Linked DNA regions of Homo sapiens: all the other regions are linked to region 2. Evidence: chromatin contacts called from ENCODE Hi-C or POLR2A ChIA-PET data. All regions are on one chromosome and are shown on one strand. Each heading gives the region's core, a stretch centred on a gene start or an enhancer-like site at or near the end of the contact. The rest is flanking DNA. Distances are from core to core; before and after follow the strand shown. Region 1 holds the start of ZNF467 (zinc finger protein 467). Region 2 holds the start of CDK5 (cyclin dependent kinase 5). Region 3 holds the start of ACTR3B (actin related protein 3B).

Region 1 (2,700 bases), core at 139-2,638, 1.3 Mb after region 2:
GACTCCACACCCCTCGGTCTCCTAAACCTGATATCCCTCCGAGTATCCTGTAGAGTCATTCCACCTAGGGGAGGAAGGGGGCTGCTGTTAACCAGAGCTGGGCCGGGCTCTCCTTCTCCTGGGTTCACCATTGGTCCCAGGGCCAAAAAAGGGCCCAGAGTGAGTCTCTCAGGGGGTCACGGATGACTGGGATCAACTCCTGCTCTGGAGTCCTCAGAAAGAGCCACACGCACACCCAGACACCCCCCTTTCCTGTTTTACACACATGCACACTCTCACTGTAAGTCTCACAACACCGGCACAGGTGCTCGGCCACACCCCAGCACGCACAGTGACACATGCTACTCCAGGTGCTCCCTTCATCCTGGAGGCAGAGGAGCCTTCACAGCTGAGCCCGAGTGATGGGCGCTCTTCCAGGCACTCATCCTTGTGGTGGGCTGTGGTAGCAGGAGCTCAAGGGCCATTCACACCCTCCCCTTCCCAGCCTCACTCAGCTCTGGATTCAAACCGGGGCTGATCAGGCAGCACTGGGATTGGGAAGAGACCCGAGTTGCAGTCACCCTTTCCCGTAAAGGGGCAGAAGGGAGGAAGCTGGAACCCAGGGGTTTGGAGAAAGTTCATGGAGAGGAGACCGGGAACTAACAGTCCAGACTTCAGCATCTCCGGAGCTTTCAGGAGTGGGCGCAGCGGGAACAAGGCCAAGGAGAAACCTCGTAACCTGGGCAGGGAGGGCGAGTGGAGTCCCCTGAGGAGCTGGGGCTGAGGGCTGAGGGCTGAGGGCTGCCCTCCACATCTAACTCCAGGTGGTGTCCGGGCCAGCAGGCCCCCCAGCAATCGTCTCCCGCCCATAGAGCCCTCCCCTCTCTGCAGCCCCCTCCCAGACCCTCCCCCGGACCCCGCCCTCAGAATCTCCGCCCAGCCCCGTCCCAGCCTTGCCCCCTGGAGCTCCCGACCTGGCCCGGCCTTCTCCCAGGGGACCTGGCTTAAAGTCCTCTCCCCAGTTTCTACTTCGAAGGACCCGTTCTCGCAAGCACAGGGGCCCAGCCCTCTCTCCCGCCTGCCCCCACGGCTCCCGCGGCTGGTTTCGAATCGGGTCCTCGGGACTCCAGGCGAGGGGCTGCGGGTCTGGGTGGATCGGGGTGGAATCCGGGTGGAGAATGGGGGCGGGGCCGGAGTTTCCCAGACCGACCCCCCGGGCCGTCCTCCCGCGGGAGCGCGGCGCTGCACACCCGGCTGGCACCGGCGACTTAGAGACGGCAGCGCACGACTCGCTGGCTCCCCCCCGACACGGCCCCTCCTCGTTCCCCCAACTCCTCCCCGCCACCCCCCCACCCGTTCGCGCTCCACCTTTCCCCGGCTCCTCCCTCCGCGGCCGCGAGCACCCTCCCTTGGCACCCTTCCCCGCAGCCCGAGTGCCTGTCCTCCCCAGCCTCCTCGCCCTCCTCCACCCCCTCTCCCATCACCCTCCCCTCCCCTCCCCTCCCCTCCCCCGTCCTGAGCTCCCACTTCCACACCTACTCCAGGCTCGGAGCCTTAGGACCATCACCTGCCCACCTAAGCCCACGGTGCTCCCTCCTGGGACCCCACTCCTGAAACCCCCTGCCCCTGCCTCCCCCAGCCCGGTGCGCCGGGGCTCTCCGCCCGCTCCCTCGGTCCCTCCTCCCTTGCAGGCGCCGTTTCCCGGCTTCGACTCCCCGCGCGTCTATCCCTCTCCTCCCCGCGAAGTTTCGGGGCTGTCAGTCTGTCAGTCTTTCAGGCCGTCAGCACCCGAGCTGCAGGCGGCGAGCGCCATTGTGAGCAGAGCCGGCGGGGCAGGAGGCCCGGGCGCCTGGGTCCCCGCGGCGCGGGCGGAGCGGCCGGCCAGCCAGGTAAGGGCCGGGGAGGCTCCTCTGCAGGCGGCCCCGCCCGCGTCTCCCTCAGCGCCGCGGTTGGGTCACGGCCGGCTCCGCGCAGGTGACAGCCCCGGGGGTAGGGGCGCGGACGGCGGGCGTGGGGGAGGGGCGCGGGTCCGGGGAGGTCGGGGGCTGGGGGGAAGGGAGGGCAAGGCCGGCGCGGGCAGGGTGAGGGCTGTGGGGGTAGAGGAGACCGGGGGGGCTGGAGGGAAGGGCGGGGGCTGGGAGGGGGTCGGGCGGGAGGCAGGTGGGAAGGGGGACGACGGGCCCCGAGGGGAGGAGAGAGGGAGTGTGGGAGGGGGCCGAGGGGGAAGGGGAGGAAGAAGCGGGCGCTGGGGACCGGGCCACTCGGTAGGGGCGGGAGAGGAGGGCGCTGACAGGTGAGCCCCGGAGCTGGGGAGGGGGCCGGGACCTGGAATGAAGTCGGCGATCGGAGCTGCTTGGGAGGGCGGCGGGGCAGGGAGGTGGAGCTGAGGGTCCCGTCGGGAGGAAAACTTGGGAGGGGTGAGAAGTCCGAGGGGAGCAGAAATAGGGAGGGGGCGCCGCGGCGGAGAAGAGAGGCGCGGAGGGGTGTTCGGAGGGGAGACGGAGTGGGGAGGGCAGGGCCCGCGGGAAGGTCCCGAGAGAGCGGGTCAGCCCTAGACCCCCAGGCTTGGGGGCCGGAGGACCCGGGAGCTGGGAAGCAGCCTGGGAGGGGGGAGGGGAAGAGCGGTTCTGGGGACTGGGGACGGGGAGGGAAGCGAAGCTGGAGCCTGCTGGGGAGACAGAGGGGGAAGGGAGGCGGGGGCCTCGGAGGGGAAGGAGAGCT
Region 2 (2,700 bases), core at 201-2,700:
AGGCACAAGGAAATTCGGGGAAGTCGAAACATAAACGTATCGGGGTTGAGATTCTCTTGCCCCCCTCAATAACCCCCGTGCCTCCAAGAAAGCCCCTGAGGGACGGGTGGCGAGTGGGTGAGAAGGGTGACAGGGGCTGGAGGCTGGCCGCCCGGTACCCTGAGCTGATCTGGGAGAGGGTAACTTGTTAGAGGCTCTCCACTTCCAGAGAGGGACAGAGATTCGCTGTGCTGGCCTCCTTCCTCTTGAATGGAACCTCCACACTGAACCGAACCCTAGGCAGAGCCATCACTTATCATTCAAGACCTTTGTGTGTAGTTCTTTTTTGCCCAACGAAATCACAAAGTCTTCCAGATAAGGAATACACTTTTTGCTTCTTTTCCCTTGTGTATGCAAAAGCATTCAGATAGAAACGAGTTAATTAACACGTGTTTAGCAGCAACTCTGGTTCCGGTGCTGAGGAGTGCTGTTTGGGATCCTTTTCCCTCGGTCCATAGCCCTCAAGAATGCAATCATGAGACAATTAGAGAGGCAGCGTAAGGGAATCTATAATCAGCTCCTTTAAGGGGTGAGGCAGAGGCTGCTGCAAGTTGAGCATCGGTCTGTGGTCTTGTCTGTGGAGGGGGTTAACCAACCTGCCTGCCACACCCTGGCTGACTCCAGTGGGCCCTGTTCCGGAGACTGGGGTCTGAGGGGGACCCCCAGGGCTCCACCCAGTTTTCCTCAGCATGTCAGAGTTCAGCGGCTAGAGTCGGGTGGGCTCCGAGACAACAAACGGGGCTCAGCAGAGAGGGGGTCTTTGGCGTGTGTCCCTCCACTAAAATCCAGCCTCGAAGGGGCACAGCTGTTCTCCCAGCCCTGCGGTCAGCTGTTCCCTGTGAGGTCATCATCGCTCACAGGCATTCCCCAGTCAATTCTGGGGTCACTAGGTGGCTTGGGGAGAGGTGGAAACCCGTGCTGAGGTCGTCAAGAGGCCGTTGGGAACACAATGCCACCAACCAGGTCAGCGCTGGGCCGCCAGTGCCCGGGATCTAGGCCGCCAAACCCCAAACCCCTAACCGAGAGCGCTCCGCCCCCATTTCCGCTGCATTCTGGAACGCGTAGTCCCGGAGCGGCCCTTTTCAAGAGGGCTGGGAGCACATAAAAGGAATAACAACAGCGGGGCACACTGGGAACCACGGCGCCGCGGCGGGGCGCCCGGAAAACGGACACGCGTTGCTTCCTGGGACTTGAAGTCCAAGGTTTGCCTCCGCGGTAGAAACGGAGCCCTGGAGTCGAGTGCTGCAGAGAGCGTGAGCGCAGACGGCTGGGGGTTGTAGTCTTCTTGTCCTCGGTCTCGGGCATTGCGGGGAGACCTAGTCGTTTTAGGACTACAAGCCCCAGAAGGCCCTGCGCGGGCAGACGGGGCGGGGCTGGAGGCTCAGGTGCCGCCTCCTCTGCAACGCCGGGGCCAGAGTCTTAAAACCGAGGGCCCGCAGGGGTCCCCGCGGCCGCCGCGATGCAGAAATACGAGAAACTGGAAAAGATTGGGGAAGGTAATGGAATCTCGAGATGTTCCTGCAAGAGCTCCTCTGCAGATCCTTCGGCATTCCTTGAAGCCCTGGCTCCCTTACCGTCAGCAATGCCTACAGGCTCCGATCTCAGCAGCGGCTGCAGCCCTGGCCCCCTAGCTCAGCACTCCGTGCAGACACCAGTCTTCCCCGTGTTAGCATTTCCCGCAGGGCTCTCACTCCAACCTTAGCGTTCCCAGTAGACCCGACCTCCCAACCGCGACACTTCCTGAAATTTCTCACCCCAGCCTCAGCAGCACTTGGACAACCTCACCCCGACCCCCAGCCTCGTTTCTTGCTGCAGACCTCCAACCTCAATATTTCTGCAGCCCCTCAGTCCTCTCCCAGACCCCTCCTCACTATTTCCAGACCCTTCCGGAGCACCGCCTTCATTTTAGACATCCTTGCCCTGGCAACCGCACTCGCCCCTCCTGCCGAGCCCCTGGAGCCTCGGTGGGCACCTTCTCCTCCCTCCCCACCTGCCACATCCTCACTCACAAAGCTCACCAACCTACCTTCACCCTGAATCCCTTCCCTTGCATACTGAGACGCTGCCTTCACCTCTCTCAGGAGGCATTTCCTGGCTTAGGGAAGAGTGCCGCATCCTCACCCTGACCCCTGACCTCCTTCCCCTAGGCACCTACGGAACTGTGTTCAAGGCCAAAAACCGGGAGACTCATGAGATCGTGGCTCTGAAACGGGTGAGGCTGGATGACGATGATGAGGTAGGACTGGGGAGTGGGATACGGCCTGGGGAGGGGTTTGAGGGCCTGGGCTGGGTGGGATCTGACTGCTGCCCACCGGCCCCCTCACATATGCAGGGTGTGCCGAGTTCCGCCCTCCGGGAGATCTGCCTACTCAAGGAGCTGAAGCACAAGAACATCGTCAGGTGTGCGGGAGGCGGGTGCTCCTTGCCGGTGTGGCCGCTTGGGGGAGGCGGGGGCTGACACTGGACGTCTGTCAGGCGGACCTGCCTGGCTGAGCCCTTCTTTTGCCCTAGGCTTCATGACGTCCTGCACAGCGACAAGAAGCTGACTTTGGTTTTTGAATTCTGTGACCAGGTGAAAGGCGGGGTTTGGAGGACAGTAGCCTTGGGAAGGTATAGGGGCCCAGATTGAGGTTAAACTCTGTCCCATTCCCCCACTCATAT
Region 3 (2,700 bases), core at 113-2,612, 1.7 Mb before region 2:
CCAGTCCACAACCACTTCTGGTCGCTTCAGCAGCAAAAGGAAGGAACTAACAGTAGGAGATGGACTGTAGCAAACTAAAGAAGGCACCCCCACAAGGTTGTCAAGGAAACCAAACCAAGTGCATTTTTCTATAGAAAAGAATCAAGGGTAAGGTGAACATGCCATGTTACATTTTGTGGCAAAAATGATTAAAATCCCTTCTTGAAAAAAATCGCTAAGAGACCAAATTTACTTCCAGGCTATTTTACTAAGCACTACACCCATAACGCAGGCAGGCAAGCTTGTATTCCCAAACTACCAGCTACATGGATTCAGCAATCACCTTACTACAACCAGCTAACTTGGGTCACCGATACTTCAGGGCATTTCCTAAGATCTCTTTTTAATAGCTTAACGGCAACGAAAGAAGTGGTCACACTCAAAAAGTTAAAAACAAAAACCTCTACCACAATTCCACAAACATGCTCTCCCAAATTTAGGGTATTTTTCAAAATGGAGTCTTTTTAAACACATCATTTTTCAGCGAAAAGGCAAATCTATGCAAACCAAAGGGACAGCTTGGCCTGAGTGTGCCATTTCATACTGGAAAAGCGCAGGGAGGGCAGTAAAAATGGTATCAAGTTGGGAGATCGATGCTATTCTCTCCACAAGTAGGTGGTAAAGAATCCTCAGCCAGGAGGAATGACACGCACACGCGGGGACAGAACGAGGGCCAGTGCTGAGAACGCTGGAAGGCAGGGACACCGTTCACTAGGAGATGAGTGACGTTAAAGGATCTGCAGTGATGATCTGTGCCTCACGCTGGCGAATATTCCTAGGAGGGGAGATCCCGCGCTCCCGGTGTCCCTCAGGGTGTCCACCCCGGCGACGGCCGGAGCCGGGCTGCGGGTCCAGGGGCCCGGCCACGTGGGCGGGGGAGGCGAGGAGCGCCGGGCTCGCTCAGAGTGGGCACCGCGTCCCTACCCTCCGTGCTTTTCCTCTTGTGGCCCTTCCCGGCAGGGAAGAGGGGGTTTTACGACGTCAAGGCAAGGCTTGGAGGGAAGCGGCGGCCGGCGCCCCACCTGCCCAGGTGATCGCGGGGCTCAAGCCCGGGGCGACGGACGCAGCTCGACCTCCAGGCGAGGTGGACGCCAGGGGCCGGGAGCGGGGCCGCGGAGGAGCGGGGGTGGGCGCCGAGCTGCTCTTACCCGGTGCCACAGTCCACCACGCAGGGAGGCAGGGAGCCTGCCATGCTCGGGACGCGCGGCGCTCGGCCCCGCCGGCAGCCCGAGAGCGCCCCGTCGCCGTCCGCTCCGCCGCCCGCTAGCCCCGCGCGCAGCGTCTCCCGCGAGCCGCCGCAGCGCCGCTGCCGGGAGCCCGGATGCTCGGCGGCCGACACGTGACGTCACTCCCCGGTCGGCCAATCAGAACGCGCGCACGCCCCGCCTCCCCCAACACCCCCACCCCCACTCCGGCGCGCCATCTTTAGTGCTGGCAGCGAGGCTTCTTGGCCCCATACGTCCAACCTTGCTGCTGGAGAGATTGGGGTTTATTTTTAACTGACTTACATGAACGTGACCCCATTTCCGAGGCCTGGCGCCTTTCTCCTCCTGTAAGTCTTCGCTCGAATGTCACCTTGCGAGGGAAGTTGTTCCTGATCACCCTGACTATGTCCCCTACCGGTACTGTATCCTCTGTCTCAACAATCTGTTGGTTTCATTCCTAACCCTTAAAGCAAAGTGTTTATATTTTTATATTTATGTATTTGTTGTCTGCCTCCCCTACTGGACTATCAAATCTTCTAGGATAGGGCTTGAGTCTGTCTTAATCACTATTGATGAGCAGCAGGTGCTTAGCACAGTATTTGGTGTACCTGTGGAAGTGCCCAAATGTTTGTTGAATGACTGAGTAACCTTCCCCATATAATAAAAAAAAAAAAAAAAATTAGTTGGAATTGGCCGGGCGCGGTGGCTCACGCCTGTAATCCCAGCACTTTGGGAGGCTGAGGGTGGATCACAAGGTCAGGAGTTCCAGACCAGCCTGGCCAACATGGTGAAACCCCTTCTCTACTGAAAATACAAAAATTAGCCGGGCGTGGTGGCGGGTGCCTGTAATCCCAGCTGCTCCGGAGGCTGAGGCAGGAGAATCGCTTGAACCTGGGAGGCGGAGGTTGCAGTGAGCCAAGATCGCGCCATTGCACTCCAGCCTGGACAACAGGGCGAGAGTCTGTCTCAAAAAAACAACAAAAAAAATTAGTTGGAATTATTATACCTAACACGGCCTAAATTTTTCTAAGAAGAAAAATCTGCAAAACAAATGCTTGGCCAGCCTTAAGGAATGAATGGCCTTAGACTGAGTAAACCACACCAAGATCACTCCTGGAAAATGTTTTCAAGTGTCGAAGATGGGATGATCGCCCAAAAGTTCTTACTGAAACCAAAGAAGGCAAACACCACCTACTATATTATAAAGGTACTGAGAGTCCCACTTGCCACTTGCTTCCTGCTTCTTGCCCGATCGTAAATTCTTGATACTAATTTTTTAGGAGCTTTCTGGAAACATGTATTTTTTTGTTTTGTTTTGTTTTTTGAGATGAGTCTCACTCTGTCGCCCAGGCTGGAGTGCAGTGGCGCAATCTCGGCTCACTGCAACTCCGCCTCCCAGGTTCAAGCAATTCTCCTGCCTCAGCCTCCCAAGTAGCTGGGATTACAGGCACCCACT

The links. A loop is a pair of places that touch in the nucleus more often than their neighbours do. ChIA-PET counts read pairs that join two places held with the same protein, here RNA polymerase II (POLR2A). Pooled maps may share reads with other maps.
Region 1: a loop to region 2 is called in a map of CD8-positive, alpha-beta T cell, with 12 times the contacts of the local background. The contact joins the promoter of ZNF467 here to the promoter of CDK5 in region 2. A Hi-C loop is called at or near these places in 2 of 168 maps with a recorded cell type or tissue (CD4-positive, alpha-beta T cell and CD8-positive, alpha-beta T cell) and 8 of 50 pooled maps.
Region 3: a loop to region 2 is called in a map of gastrocnemius medialis, with 8 times the contacts of the local background. The contact joins the promoter of ACTR3B here to the promoter of CDK5 in region 2. A Hi-C loop is called at or near these places in 1 of 168 maps with a recorded cell type or tissue (gastrocnemius medialis) and 1 of 50 pooled maps. POLR2A ChIA-PET finds 5 or more read pairs at or near these places in 2 of 52 experiments (HEK293 and activated T-cell).

What each region holds. Positions count from the first base shown.
Region 1 is chr7:149,772,276-149,774,975 of GRCh38, reverse strand. ZNF467 (zinc finger protein 467) reads left to right here and starts at 1,388. Exons shown (of 5, transcript NM_207336.3): 1 at 1,388-1,868. RefSeq lists a silencer at 1,766-1,945.
Region 2 is chr7:151,056,647-151,059,346 of GRCh38, reverse strand. CDK5 (cyclin dependent kinase 5) reads left to right here and starts at 1,450. Exons shown (of 12, transcript NM_004935.4): 1 at 1,450-1,535; 2 at 2,187-2,275; 3 at 2,372-2,439; 4 at 2,551-2,611. The coding sequence starts at 1,499. It also overlaps a transcript of SLC4A2 not described here. RefSeq lists enhancers at 488-577, 618-667, 748-1,027, 1,178-1,227, 1,558-1,687 and 1 more.
Region 3 is chr7:152,758,414-152,761,113 of GRCh38, reverse strand. It overlaps ACTR3B (actin related protein 3B), which reads right to left and starts at 1,362. Exons shown (of 12, transcript NM_020445.6): 1 at 1,188-1,362. The coding sequence starts at 1,231. RefSeq lists enhancers at 511-560, 1,561-1,720 and silencers at 736-1,030, 791-1,310.